Regions from separate parts of the Homo sapiens genome. Here region 1 is linked to region 2. The links are chromatin contacts, found by Hi-C or POLR2A ChIA-PET in ENCODE. All regions are on one chromosome and are shown on one strand. Each heading gives the region's core, a stretch centred on a gene start or an enhancer-like site at or near the end of the contact. The rest is flanking DNA. Distances are from core to core; before and after follow the strand shown. Region 1 holds the start of EMX1 (empty spiracles homeobox 1). Region 2 holds the start of LINC01143 (long intergenic non-protein coding RNA 1143).

The links. Hi-C counts contacts between places; a loop is a spot of excess contacts on that map. ChIA-PET counts read pairs that join two places held with the same protein, here RNA polymerase II (POLR2A). Pooled maps may share reads with other maps.
Region 1: a loop to region 2 is called in a pooled map, with 15 times the contacts of the local background. The contact joins the promoter of EMX1 here to the promoter of LINC01143 in region 2. A Hi-C loop is called at or near these places in 4 of 37 single-sample maps with no recorded cell type and 8 of 50 pooled maps. POLR2A ChIA-PET finds 5 or more read pairs at or near these places in 1 of 52 experiments (activated T-cell).

The regions. Positions count from the first base shown.
Region 1 is chr2:72,911,898-72,919,002 of GRCh38, reverse strand. EMX1 (empty spiracles homeobox 1) reads right to left here and starts at 1,484. Exons shown (of 3, transcript NM_004097.3): 1 at 631-1,484. The coding sequence starts at 1,150. RefSeq lists silencers at 1,079-1,198, 1,269-1,688, 2,829-2,998 and enhancers at 1,503-2,119, 2,120-2,737.
Region 2 is chr2:70,882,574-70,890,112 of GRCh38, reverse strand. LINC01143 (long intergenic non-protein coding RNA 1143) reads right to left here and starts at 2,242. Exons shown (of 4, transcript NR_126384.1): 1 at 1,933-2,242; 2 at 1,765-1,827; 3 at 525-637; 4 at 129-292. RefSeq lists an enhancer at 1,735-2,385.

The DNA.
Region 1 (7,105 bases), core at 235-2,734, 2.0 Mb before region 2:
TTGCTTACTGCAAACCTTCCCCACCTTGGGTAGGAGAGGCACGTGTGACTTGGAGAAGTCGGGCCAAGGTTGCCGAGAAACATCCCAAGACAGCCAGGCCCTCCACACTGAACATTAACTCTCCGATTCGCCCTCCCTGCTGCCCTTGCTTCCCCCAGAGCTGGGGCACGCGAATGGACTTTCCCCCGCCCGGACGCGCCAGCGAAGGCTGAGGTCTCGGAGGTGGTGGTGGACTTGCGAGAGAAGCGTGGTGCGAGGTTAAGCCGGGCGGAGGGAGAGCGGGAGGAGTTGTACTCTGGTCTGAGACTGGCTCAGCTGGGAGAGAGAATTGGGCAGGCTGTGGCGAGGGCCAGCACAGGCTCCGAGGACGCGCCTGGGCTTGCGTCCGAACTGGTATATTTTCTAGAAAAGCCTGGAGGTCTCCACCTGCTTTCCTGGGAGGGAGACCTACGCGGCGAAGGCGCGGGTGGATGCCGCACAGCTCTTCCCTGCCTGGGAATCTACCTCCGCGGACCTGCAGCCTTCCCGGCAGTAACTTCTAAACAGCCCCGCGCGCCCCCGAGCCTCCCCCGCATCGCCGCAGCACGGGCGCCGGCCGGCCGCCTCGGCGGGCACAGCGTGGACACTCACCCTGGAAGCGGTGGCCGAAGAAGCGGTTCCGCAGGACCCAGGGGTAGAAATGGAGAGGGTCCCGGTGCTGGGCGCCGAAGAAGGAGTGCGGGGGCTGCAGCGGGGAGGCGCCCAGCTGGTGCGCCGGATGCACGGTCAGCGCGGGGTGGTTCATGGCCTCGGGGAACACGAGCTCGGGCCCACCGTAGAGCGAGCGGCCCGCGCCCGCGGCGGCCGCGGCAGGGAAGCCACTCACGAAGGCCGCCTCGGCCGCGCTGGGGTGAGGGTAGTTGAGCGCCGTGGGCCGGAGCGGTTCCTCGGAGGCGGCCGCCGCCAGGAGATGGGAGCCCGCGCCCCCGCCGCCAGTGCCCCCGCCGGTGCCGCCGTCCTTGGCCACCAAGGACTCTATGGTAAAGCCGCGCTTGGCCGCGGGCTGGAACATGGTCGCAGCCGCGGGAGCTGTGCGAGGCAGCCGGGCTCTGGGGAGCGCTCCGCGTCCTGGCGCCGCCGCCTTGCGGGGTGTGCACCCAGCCAGGCACATGCACACCCGCCCGCACCCCTCACCTCCCCCGCCCGCCCGCTCGCGCTCGGCCCCCGCGGGCGAGCCAGGCGCGGAGCGGCGAGGGGTGTGTGAGCGAGCGACCGCGGGGTCCGGCCACAGCGTACGGCCAGGCGCGGCGGCTGCTGCGGCGGAGCGGGCAGCTCCAGGCGCCCGCACAGGCGCGGGCTCCGTGCTAGGCTGCGAGCTGCCAGTAAGGCCCGAGGGTTGAGCTCGTCTCCCTCCTTTCGGAGTCCCGCTGGGACCGACCCCAGCCCCCGGTGTCCCCGCACTGCCCTGCCCAGCCCCGGCCGCCCAGCGCTGCGAGGCGCGAGTTAGCGGGCACCTGCCCCGCGCTCGCCCATTGGCCGCCGCTCACCTGCCCCAAGGTGGGGGGCGGGGCGGGGCGGGGCGAGGGACGGCGGGTGGGGAGGGAGCCCGCAGTCGGAGGCAAAAGCCGGACTGGAGCCTTCGCGGGGAGATCCAGGCCTCCTCCTCCCCTCGCCACTGGCTTCTCCTCGCGACTCCGCCCTTTAGCTGAGTCTGGTGGCCGTGCCGCCGTCTCAACCCACGCGGGAGCCGAAGAAGGCGTCCGAAGGGCTTGGGGCTAAACTCCAACCCTCCCCTCCCCGGTGTGTAGCTCAGCCTAACTCTCCCATTCGTCCCGGGATGTCGTTTCAGTTCTCAGAGAACTTGGATCCGAGCGGAGGGTGGATGTTTGGGGTCCAACACATTGGTTTTCCCGAAAACCAGCTCTCTGCCCCCCTGCTCTCCGGGACTCTCCCACTCACCCACCATCGGCCTCCTGGGCCGCGGTCTGAAGCTGCGACCTTGTTCCTGAGGTTTCGCGTTTTCTGGATGTCACGGGGGACAGCTCTGGAAAGGGGACGCTCACTCCCTTCACAAGGGGCCAGGCGGGGCACTGCGCGGGAGAAGCCGCCGGAGCGGTCCCACTGCCACCCTCCAGCTGTTCGCGGGGCTGGAAGCAGCTCCAGTGCCCAGACACGGTGCCGCGACCGGCTTGGACCAGGACGGCGGGCCTCGGCACTGGGAGATCCACCCCCTCGCCTTCTCTGAGGCTCTGGGGGCTCAAGTGTCGGCGGGCCGGACCAGGTCAGGGCCTCGGAGACACTGTGGCTTAAATTGAAGCTGGCCAAGTAGCCCGAGCCCATCTCAAGAGAACACGCCAGCCGTCAGGACACGCAGAAGCAGCCTGACCTCCCTCGACCTTCACCTTCCACCCGCGACCGCGGAACCGCGGACGACTCTGCTCCGGCCAGTTTTTCCGTACGGCGGACGAATTCCCCGGGGGCAGTTCTCACGACAGGCTGTGAGAGCCGGGACTCCCCAAACTTTCCCACCCCACCTTCGAGGCCGCAGAAAGGCGCCGCTCCGAGGCCTAGGAGGGCGCGGGCGGCGGTGGGGAGGCTGGGACCTGGACCTTGCCGGCGCACTGCGGAGAGGGAGCCGCAGAGAGTTCCGCTTCCTCGCCGCTGCCGGGGTCCATTCTAGCGGCCTGAGCGCTGCCTGGGCGCGCAGATCTGGGTTGGGCCTCCTGACGCCCCAAGGCCACGGGGTCCGTGCGCCGCGCAACTCTGCGGGGACTCCAGGCCGGGTCTTGGCAGCGGCCCGCCTGAGCGCCGGGAGCCGTGGTTTGGAGAGCGCTCAGGGCGCCCCGGCCGCCACAAAGCGGGTTAAAGTCTATTTTCCACTCGACTGCTCCGAAAAGCCCCCGCGCGCCGACGCCGTTCCGGCCCCCTTGGGCGAGGTGGGGAGGGGCGGCCAGGGGTGGGGAGGCGAGGCGGCCGCACCCAGCACTCCTCCGCGTCCTGGGAACCCCGGGGCCTGGCACGGCTGAGACACCGCAGAGGCGCCTTCGGAAGGAATGATGGAATCCGTGGGGAGCGCGGGTTCTCGCTGGCCTCTCCGGAGATTTCCAGCTTTCTGTGATGGTCTTTTCCTCTCGTTTGTGTCTCAGGCTCTTTATTTTCCCCCTCTCCTGTCTCCCGGCTCCCCTACCTCCCGACTTTTCCTCCTCTGATTTCTTCCCCCTCCTCCTTTTCCCCACCCTCAGTCTGGGAAAAGTGGAAGCGCCGCCGAGGGGGGGACCAGGACCCGACCAGGCCGTATCTCTAAGGGGGCGGGGGTGCGGAGCTGGGCAGAGGTACAGAAGGAGATTTTCGTTCCATATGGAAGGAGACAACGACGGGATTTTGTTGGAACAAGGTTCCCACAGGGATGCGGGTTCAGTTGGGTAAACGTTGCCTGGGCCTGTGCTCTGCGGTGACAGAGCAAGTGCTGGGGGCTGAGACAAGACAGGAGCCCAGCAAGCTGAACCCGGCCCGAGGGCCTTGCGCTCCTAGCCTGGTAATGAATCCCACCCGTTCTGTCGCAGACCCCCACCGAGAGGCTGGCCAGGGGCCACGAACTTGTTTAACTGGGCAGGTAGAGAAGCTTGGAATCTACCGACCGTCCTAGACTTGCATCTACACTGGCCACCTCCTTTCATTCGTGTGGCTCTGGGTATACTTGTTCATATCTAAATCAATAGACCTTTTATTACACCACCTTCCCTTGTGAGGCATTCAAATGCTGACATTTCTACTCGGGAGGCTGAGACAGGAAGATCTCTCGAGCCCAGGAGGTCGAGGCTGCAGTGAGCCGTGATCATACCGCTGCACTCCAGCCTGGGCGATACAGGGAGATCCCATCTCTAAAACAAACAACAAAAAACGTTGACATCCAGCTGTCTGTCATTAACTCCACTTTACAGATGAAGAAACAGCGGAGGATCAGTAACTTGAGTCTGGTCACCGTCTTGGTTGGGCTGGGACAGCCCCGGGGTCCCAGCCTGGCCTAGCTTCCACTCCCATTCCATCCCTGTGAGGATGCAGTCGCAGACTTCCCGGGGGAGGGGGAGGGGGTGCTGGAATGCGCTGGGTGATAGGAGTTCCGTTTTCGTCCTCCCTCACCTTTTCCTCTCCCAGCGCCCCTTTCTGTCAGCTTCCTCTCCAGTAATTCCCTAATTTTCTTCCTTTTCTTCCATAGCTCTGCTTATCTTTATCCCTTGGCCAGTTTCCTCTATTTTCACTCCTCTTAGGACCTATTCTCTTGTCGTTTCCTCTGCAGCAAGTTAAGAGAAGAATTTGTCACCCTCAGGGGGTCTCTAAGCCTGCCTCTGTGTACTGGATTCAGTATCAGTGCCCCCACCCCCACCCCAATCTTCTCCTGTGCCATCTCCCCTGCCCTGTTCCTCCCAGACTCTCATACTGCTCCCTCTACCACCATCCCCCACAACTGATCGTATACACAAATACTTCCCCTCTTCACCACTGGACAGCTGCCCATCTTAACCAAAACCCGTTCCCCCCACCACCTTCTGCTCCCTGCCCTTCGTTTCCTCCCACCCAAGCTGCTGAGCTCTGCCAGAGACTGGAGGCTCTTCACGCTGGAGTCCACTACATCCCACCCATCTTCAGGCTGCTTACCTTTCACTTTGCCCCTGTCCAGCCTCCCACCAGTTTCCTGGAGGTCCCATCTCCTGCAACCCGGAGCCTCACTTTTTGGAGAATAGCCCGATGCCTCCCAGGCTGATACAGCCTAGCCTACCTGTTCTGGCTCTGGCCCCACATTAACGTTTTCCCTCCCTCTCTCTATTTCTGGAATAACCTGGCCCCAAATCCAGACTCTCCTATTTATTAGTGGTGAGCCCTGGGCCAATTATTTTGCCTCAGCTTGCGTATCTGTGAAATTGCAAGCGTTATACGGGACCTCTGTGAGGAGTAAATGAGATAACATATGTGGTGCACTGGATCAATGTCAGACTCCAAAGAGCACTCAGTACAAGTTATTGTCTCTGCCTTTGTCCATGCGGAGAACTTGGGAATCACCTCAAAGCATCACTCTCTCATCCTCCACATCCAATCAGTGGCTCAGTCATCCAGTGATGTAATCCTCAAGTCTATATCCTCTTCCTTTTGCTTCTTTGCTGGCTAACTTCGTTCTTAAAACTCAGTTCATCTCCCTGGGAAGCCCTCCACCCCATTCTTTCATAGCATTCACCTGCGATGGGGGTTGTGTGTGTCTCCATCTGTCTCCCTCACAAGGCCATGACTCCCTGCTCCCTCTAGCTGGGAAGCTGCTATGTACATCTCGCCACCAGCACAAGCCAGGCAATGTTTCTCCAACAGAGATCTTGTGAGAATTTGGACCAGCCACACCCCCAGCCATCTCTCTTTCACCTTTCACCTCCTTCTTTCCTATTCAGCCTGACTTCATCTTTATGTCTCCTTGCCTTACAAAGAGTTTTCTGTCCTCATGTTTCTCTCAGTCTTTTGACTTGTCTTTTTCACCACAAAATTTCTTGAATGATTTTTAGTCTCTCTCCAATTCTCTCACTTGCCCTCTATCCAAGCCTTTGCAACCAGACTTGGATGCCCATCATATTAGGAAAATGGCTTTTGCAAAAGCTCCAAACATTTCATTATGGTATGAGGACAAGGGCAAGCAACACGTGCTTGTGGAGAGCACAATAAGTTCAACCTCATGGAGTTATTGAGACCTAATGAGTTATAATCTCCACCTGATGAACTTGGAGCAGTGCCTGGAACATAGTAGGCTTTTGATAAATATTAACTGCTATTATTTCATAGAGCCGTGCTAGGAGCCAAATGCGGTAATGTGGTGCTTGAGAAGTGGATGGCCCAAACAGAGATGTTCTGTAAATGTGAATATCCACTGCATTTAGTGTTAAACAGGCTTAGTGCTAAAACATTTAAAATATTAATATTTTTATATCGATTACACATAGTAATGGATATATTGAGTAAAATGAAATATCTTAAGAAGATTATTTTATCTATTTCTTTCTACTTTTTAAATGTGGCCACTAGAACATTTAAAATTATGTGTCTCACATTATATGTCTATTGGACAGAGTTATAAAAAATACAGATAATCCAAAAGGGGGGAGTGAAGGGAAAACAGAGATCTTATAATTGTCAAATCCTACTACCCAGAAACAAACATCGTGAAATTCTTACAGTATATCCTTCCAGTTCTTTCTATATGTGCCTCCCTTTAAAAAAAGGATCATACTGTACATAGTATTGTAACTTCTTTATCTTTATAACCAATCAAAGCATCTTTGCCTCTCATTAAATATTTTTTATTGTTGGACATTAATACAGTTTACAGATTTTCACTGTTTTAACAAAATTTCGACAAACAGCTCCATAGCTGTATCTTACCGCATGTTTGTGTTTCTTTTCTACATATTTCTAGCTGTGTAATTTCCAGATATGCAATATTTTAATTCTTTTGATCCATTGTCACTAGTTTGGCCTCTGGAAGTGTTCTATATAGTTATTCTTCCAAAGGCTGACTTTAAGAATCTCTCTCCATCCTCTGAAATGTTCATTAGGACACCTTATTTCCAAATTTGAGTCTTTTTTAGTCACAATTGTTTATAGGCTCCTCAGCATCTGAGTACCTTCAACCCCCTTTTCTTTTGGAAACTCCCTTCCCTTTATTTTCTGAACAAGATACTTGCCTGGATCTGCAAACTCTGGGAGTTGTTCCTTCATGGGCTCTACTTTCTTCTCCTAACTGTGGGCATCCATGAAGGCATCTTTATCCTTAGCCCTTCCCTCATTCCATGTATCATGCTATTTATTCTATCTATCTATCTATCTATCTATCTATCTATCTATCTATCTATCTATCTATCTATGTATCTACCAACCATCTATCATTATCAATTTCCACACTTTCAACCAATACTGTAATGCAGACCCCGGCAGGTTTGTAATGCCAGCCCTATATTTTTCTCCAGATCAAGTCACTGATTTTCAAATGCTTGTGAGAATTTTTCTGGAGGGGTTCCTACAGGCCCCCTAGACACTCACCATACCCCCAAACGGAGCTCAACATCATCCCCACCAAATCTGTGCCTCTCTC
Region 2 (7,539 bases), core at 993-3,492:
CTGTCGCCCATGCTGGTTGCAGTGACACGATCACGGCTCACTACAACCTTCTACTCCTAAGCACAAGCTATCCTCCTGCCTCAACCTCCTGAGTAGCTAGGACAACAGGCAGGCACCACCACACTCGCCTAATTTTTTATTTTTTATTTTTTTGCAGAGACGAGGGTCTCGTTATGTTGCCCAGGCTGATCTGGAACTCCTGGCCGCTAGGGCTTCTCCCTCCTTGGTCTCCTAAACTGTTGGGATTACAGGTGTGAGCCACCCCGCTCTGCCTTTTCTTTTTTTTCTTTTTCTTTTAAAAGGAAAACATGCATCTAAGAAAAAATTCTAAGCAGCACAAAAGATTAAGAAATGACTACCAGGTGTCTCTCCAGAATCTCAGCCCCATCCCTAGAAGCTCAAGCTCTCGTCCCATCTCACTCTCCGGTTTTAAAAATGAGATCAAGTCGCCCTGTCCGCGGTTCTTCCTGCCTGCCCGCCTCGCCGGCCTGGCTCTGGCTCCTAGCGGCGGGTCTCCTGCTTACCTTTCCTGCGCCCTCACTGCGCGCCAGCCACTTGGGAGAGTGCTTGCTTCCCCACAGCGTCGCCAGTTTGGTGTGTTACCGAAGATTTTGATCTTTGTGGGTCCGATGGGTTTCTTAAAGAAAGACATGAATTATGCTAGGGAAACAAGAGGAAGCAAGAGAAGGGCAGAATGTTTGAGGCAAGAGACGCTTTGCTTGGGTCCTGGGGGTGCGAGCGCGGGCTGGGGACAATGCGGGGGCAGTAGTTGCCTGAGCTCCAGATCACACCTGCACTCAGAGGCGGGAAGCCCTTATCCTGGTCACAGCCGCGCGAGCGGAGAGAGGCGGCGGGGCGGCGGGGTCAGCGGGAATTAGCGCGCCAGGGCCGGGGCGAGGGATTGCCGCGGGGCGAGAGTTCGGGACGGGATTAGCGGGTTCAAAAGCAGGTCAGGGAGAGCTAAGCAAGGCGACGAGGTCCGCGCGAGGTCAAGGTCCCCGAGAGAGGCGGGTTCCGGACTGGGCTCGGGAAAGGCAGCGGGCATTGCGATCGCGGGGAGGCTGCACCGGGAAGCCCAAGTTCCGAGCGCGTGGAGGGCTCGGCCGGCATTCGAGTGTAGGCCGCGCCCTCTGACGGCCGCGGGGCGAGGACACCTCTGACCATGGGCCTTGGTCGGGAGGAATGAGCGAGGGGCGAGGTGAACCCGGGTACGAGTGCGCGGCAACTTCAATGAATGTATCCGAGGTCGCCAGGCGCGCGCGCCGCAGATCTGCGGAACCGGGTTTATCTATTCGTCTTTTACATCGTAATCCCGTTTCCTTTTATTTTTACAACACTTTTTTTTTTCTGGCAAGGGAAGTCATCTCTTAGGCAAACAAACAGTCAAAAATAAAAATAAAAAACCGCACTGAACAATGCAAAGAAATGTTCTTGGCAGGAGCCAGTCTCTCCCGCGTCTCCTGGCACCTGTGGCCTCCCTGCGGAACAGATCCCAGAGTGTGACACCTTCTGTGTAAAAATAATCGCAACCCACACTCCACCCTTCTGTGCGTCCTGCACACGCACCAAGGGAGAGCTGGAAGGACAGCCGAGGGATACACGCTCTTCCACGAAATAAATATGTTTTAGGGGTGTGTGTGTGTGTGTGTGTGTGTGTGTCTGAGCCTCTGACTTGAAGTTATTGGAGAAGGTATTCACACATTATTTGGGTTCTCTCTTAAAGAGCTCTTGGGTTCTCTCTTAAAGAGCTCATGGGAAACACACCTGGCGGTACTGTGGGATGCGAAGTGGGCGCCTCACTCGGAAACCCCGGCCTTGGTGGATGATCTAAGAAAAAAAAAAACCCAGATGGACGGATACATGGGCACTTTCGGGATCGCTGGGTGCAGGCCGCCGTCGCCATTTCCACCGTCCACTACTCCAGGCACCTGCCTCTCGTCCCCAGCCTTGGCCTTTAGGTCTCCCTTCCCGCAGATGTCGCCTGGAGAAATGGAGCCCGGATGCTCAGGCGCGCGGCGTGGTATCCCCAAACCCGGGACCTCTGTTTTGGGTCTGGTTGATTTTCCACGGAGAACCGAAGAGTCCGCTCCTCAGGGGCGAAGTTTGCAAGTCCTTGGGGTAGATGGTGACGGGGGCTGGGGCGCGAGTGTGAAAGGACAGGAAAGGAAGGAGAGGGGAGAGAGAAGCAGGCTGAGAAGTGGGGGAAGCCGCGGAAGCCGGCAGCGCGGGAGCGGAGACGCGGAAGCCGGGTAGGGGGAGGGGCGGACTGGGACCAGGGCGAGGGGCGGGGCCGGAAACGGGCGGACTCGCGCCCTAGACAAAGCGCGGCCCGGTGGGCGAGGGCCAGCTGCTCTCCCCGCAAGGTCTCCCGAAACCGGGCTTTCGCTCGGCCAGCCGGCTGGTTCTGGTGGGGACGCGCAGGTTGCTAGTGGGGAAGCCAGTCCAAAGGGATCGATCGCCGGAGAAACCCCACGCATTCACCCAAACAGCCTTCGGCTCAGGGTGGCCGGAGCAGAGCCCAAGGGTCAAGGGCGAGGGGCCCCTTCCCTGCCCTTTTGTCCAGGTGGACTCTGTGGCCGTCGTTTTGTTCTGAGACCCCCTGGGAATGCCACTGCCGGGCCACAACCCCGACTGGCAGGTCAAGGTGCAGGAAGTCCCGCCATTAGAAATGCATTCCCCAGGCTGATATTACCTTCTTTTTCTCAGTTTTACAGTCATATACACAATGGTAAGACTCCTCTTGACGCCACTTCCAACCTCTGTGCACTGTTCGCATGGCTAGAACAGCAATAATAGAATTGAAAGCAGGAAAAATATCCCCGTGCTACCCCTAAAAGACTCAGTCTTTTTTTTTTTTTTTTTTAAATGTGCATCTTTATTTTGCATAATGTTAGTCCTGGTGAACATGTAGTTTTGTATTCAGTCTTTTCTACTTGAGGCCACACTTCAGTATTTGCTATGTGCTATGATCCTCATAAGTATACTTTTCAATGGCCGAGTAATGCTCTATTATGTTACTGTGTAATTTACTTAACCGTTCAATTACTTGATATTCTTCCGTGTCCAGTTTTTCTGTATGAAAATAATACACAACCTAAAATCTTCGTGTATATAGTTTTCTCCTTTGGGGAGGATTATTTCTTCAAGATTCTTACTGTTTCAGCAGGAAGGGGACATTTTCACTACTCTTAATAAATTGCCCAACCGCTTCCCAAAGCAATTTACGCAGGCATTTATTTTCGGGTCATTATGGGCGTGGTGCTACCGGTCAGGAATGTCCAGACTAAATCAGTCCCACCCTTAGAGCACTTTCCCTGCACCCCAAGCCTCTGGGAGGCAGGCCCTTGGAGCAAAAATTACCGCGCAAAGTGGGCAGCACGGTAGGGAGAGGAAAGAAGAGGCAATGGGAGCCGGGGAGTGGGTGAGGGGTGTGGGGGTTCTTTCCCCAGCCTGGAGAAAGTCAGGTAAGGCTTCACCTGACTTAGCAAGGAAGTGAAGGTGACTCCCGAGTACAGCCCCAGGCAGGGGTTTGCCAAGTAGAAATGGAGAGAGAAACATAGAAACCTTTGTCTGCGCAGGCTGCAAAGTTTGTTGGGTTTGGAGAGGTACGTAGTGGTTATACGCTGCGAGGGATCATAAATGTGGGTGGAAAAGTCCAGGAAAGTGGGATTCTCGCCATCCAGTCCAAGGAAATTGGAAACAGACAGCCTGGTTATTGTGCATTTGCATTATTTTAAACGGTTGCTGTATTAATAGAGGCATGATTACATAATCATTATTGTTGTAAATTATGTTTTACTGAAAACTAGTTTACATTTCCTTATTTAAAAATACTAATTGTCTTGCTTTCTGACTCTTGAGGCTGAAGAAAGAAATAGGAATTGTCCTTTAAGAAACAATTTCTTCTCTAAACCACAGTAATATGTATTTTAAATCATAAAAGCAATACATATATTATTTGATTTTTTAATAAGAATATATTCACATAAGATTAATTTAAAGATTATAAGTGAACACAAACTCATAAAATAATCAGACAAGTGTCTACAAGTCCTTCCTTAATCCTCTGTGCAGAAGTAGCATGGCTTATAGTTACTACGTTGCATATGTGAACTATTTAGATGTTTTTTGCAACAATGATTTATATTCCCTGCCACTCTGCAAATTGCCTTAAAAAAATAGGTCATAGTTTTCTTACATGTTAATGGAAGTAGCTCTATCTCATTCCTAGCAGCTGTCTTGGTAACATTATATAGATGTTCCATCATTTTTTTGTCTGTATTAAAAAATTACATATTTGTTTATGTGGTTGTATTTTATATAATAAAAGTTCAAACAGTGCCAAAAGATAAAGATAAAACATGACACCTCCCTTCATGCTTGTCCCTACTTCTACCCCATCTCATTCCTCAGAAGTGTGAAGTGAGAAGTTTGGGGATTGTTTCGGCAGCTCCCCTCCCTAGTCTGTTTTAAAAATAGTGTATTTAGGCCGGGCACGGTGGCTCATGCCTGTAATCCCAGCACTTTGGGAGGCCGAGGTGGGCCGAGGTGGGCCGATCACCTGAGGTCAGGAGATCACCAGCCTGGCCAACATGGTGAAACCCCGTTTCTACTAAAAATACAAAAATTAGCTGGGCGTGGTGGCTAGCGCCTGTAATCCCAGCTACTCCGGAGGCTGAGGCTGGAGAATCGCTTGAACCCGGGAGGCGGACGTTGCAGTGAGCCGAGATCGCACCATTGCGCTCCAGCTTGGGCGAAAAGAGTGAAGCTCCGTTTAAAAAAAAAATTGTGTGTTTAATCTTTTTAGACTGAGCACTCACGCACTCACATTCTCCTCCCTGAATTTCACAACCCCCTCCTCCAAACCACTGGGTTGTATTTGCTGTTAGTCTTTGTTGTCATATATTCTCACAAAATAAGCTCTTTTTTTTGGTGTGCGTTTTTATTGTATGTACATGGTATTGAGTTTTATATTTCATTTTAAATATTATTTAAAATTGTTAAAAACAATTTCAAATTTATGGGAAAGTTGCAAGAATATTACAAAACTCTAGTATTGTCTTTAAGCTGCAATTGCATTATCATTCTCTTTTAAAATTATTTTTATGGAAGCATTTGAGGATAAGTTGCAGACACCATGCCGTTTTACTATTAAATACTTTCGCGTGCATTTCCTGAGGGCCATCACCTACATGCCACATTGCAGTGATTAAAATTAGGAATCTTAACATTGATATATAATCTTCAGATCTTATTCAAATTTCATCAATTGTCCCAATAATATCCTTTATAATATTATTATTTTTTTCTGGTCCCAGATTTAATTCAATATTACCCATTGCATTTAGTTTTTAAGTTCTTGTTAGCCTCCTTTACCTGGAAACAGTTTATCAGCTTTTTTTGTGTATGTTTGTAACAGATATTTTTGAAGAATATGGACCAGTTAGTTAGATTGTATATATTGGAGTTCCTTGTTTTATTTTGAACAGTCTGAAACTTACAGAGAAATTGTCAAGAGCATTACAAAGAAACCCCCTCCTCCACTTACCTGTTTGAACTCAAGTTGCTGACATAATGCTTTATTTTGTATTTCTAACAAACAAGGACATTCTCCCTTGAAATCGCAATGCAATCATCAAAATTAGAAAATTAATGCTATCACAATTGACTCCTCAGACCCCCTTGTCAATGGTTCTGCAAATGTCCTTTATTATCAAAAGGATGCAGTAAAGATGTATTGCAGTCAGTTGTCACGTCTCTTTAGTCTCCTTCAATCTGTGACAGTTAGTTCCAGTCTTTGACTTTCACGGCCAGTTATTATGTAGAAAGCCCCTCGGTGTGGATTTATCTCATGTTTCCTCACAATTCAATTCAGACTATGCATCTTTGGCAGGAATATCACAGAAGTGATATTGAATTCTTCTCATTGTGTCCTATCAGATGGTACATGATTTTGATATATCCTGTACTGGTGATGTTAACTTTGATCATTTGAGTGAGAATTAAGTTTCTCCCTGTAAGGTTATTTTTCCCTTTGCATTTAATAAGTATTTTGCAGGGAGGAACTTTTAGACTATCTATATATCCTGCCCCTCATCAAGCTCTTTGTGCATTGTTTAGATCAATATCAACAAATGGATTCCTAATGTATTCAATAGGCTATATTTTGTTACTATATTATTTATTTAATTTGTGAATTGTCCCAAATGTCCTTTTTTGGGGGTAATAGCTTTATTGAGATATCATTCATGTATCATACACTTCACCTATTTAAAATACACTGTGTAATGTTTTTTAATATGTATATTCACAGAGTTGTACAACCACTCCTATAATCAATTTTAGAACATTTTCATCATCCCCAAAAGAAATCCCATTCCTGTTAGCTTTCACCTCCCAATTCTCCCATCCCTGCCAGCCCTAGGTAACTATCTACATTGTGTCTCTATAGATTTGCCTATTCTGAACATATCATATAAATGGAATTGTTCAATATATGGTCTTTTGTGACTGACTTCTTTCCCTTACCATAATGTTTTCAAGGTTCATCCGTATTGTAGCATAAATCAGTACTTCATTTTTAATGGATGAATAATTCCATTGTATGGACATACCACAGTTTATCTATTCGTCAGTTGATGGACATTTGGGTTGTTTCCACTGTTTAGCTATTATGAATACATCCTGCTGTGAATGTTCTTGGAGAAGTTTTCGGTGGCCATATATTTTCATATCTCTTGGGTACATACCTAGGAGTGGAATTGCTAGGTCAAACAACTAATTCTATCTTTAAATTTTTGAGGACCTACCGCACTGTCTTCCAAAGTGGCTGTCCCATTTTACATTTTCCCCTAGCAATGAATAAGAATTCCAATTGTTCCACATCCTTGGCAACACTTGTTATTGTCTGTTTTTTCAATTATAGCCATCCTAGTGGATGTGACTTTGTATTTCAATGTGGTTCTTATTTGCATTTCCCTGATGACTAATGATGTTGTCTATCTTTTCATGTGTTTCTTGGCCATTTGTATATCTTCTGTAAAGAAATATCTATTTATGTCCTTTGCTCTTTTTCACATTGGGTTATTTGTTTTTATATTATTGAGTTTTATTATTTATTATTTATATTTTTAAGGTAGAGTCCTCTAGTTGCACAGGTTGGAGTGCAGTGGTGCAATCATAGCTCTCTGCAGCCTCGAAATCCTGGGCTCAAGTGATCCTCTCACCTCAGCCTCCTGAGGAGCCAGGACTACTGGTGTGCACCACCATGCCCAGTTAATTTCCCATTTTTTGTAGAGACAGAGTCCTCCTATATTGCCCAGGCTGGAAGAGCTTTTTCTAGTTTTCTTCTTTTCTGTATTTATGCTACCTTCTCGAACAGTGAGAAATCTGTCTCCTATTTTCCTCAGTATGTATATTTGATCAGTTTCCTGGTGTGTAACGAGTTTCCTGTGGCTGCATTGCCTCTCTGTGCCCCACCCCCACTGAGGAGACTCTGCTCACCCCACTGTGGCTGAGGTATCTGATGCTGACACTGTG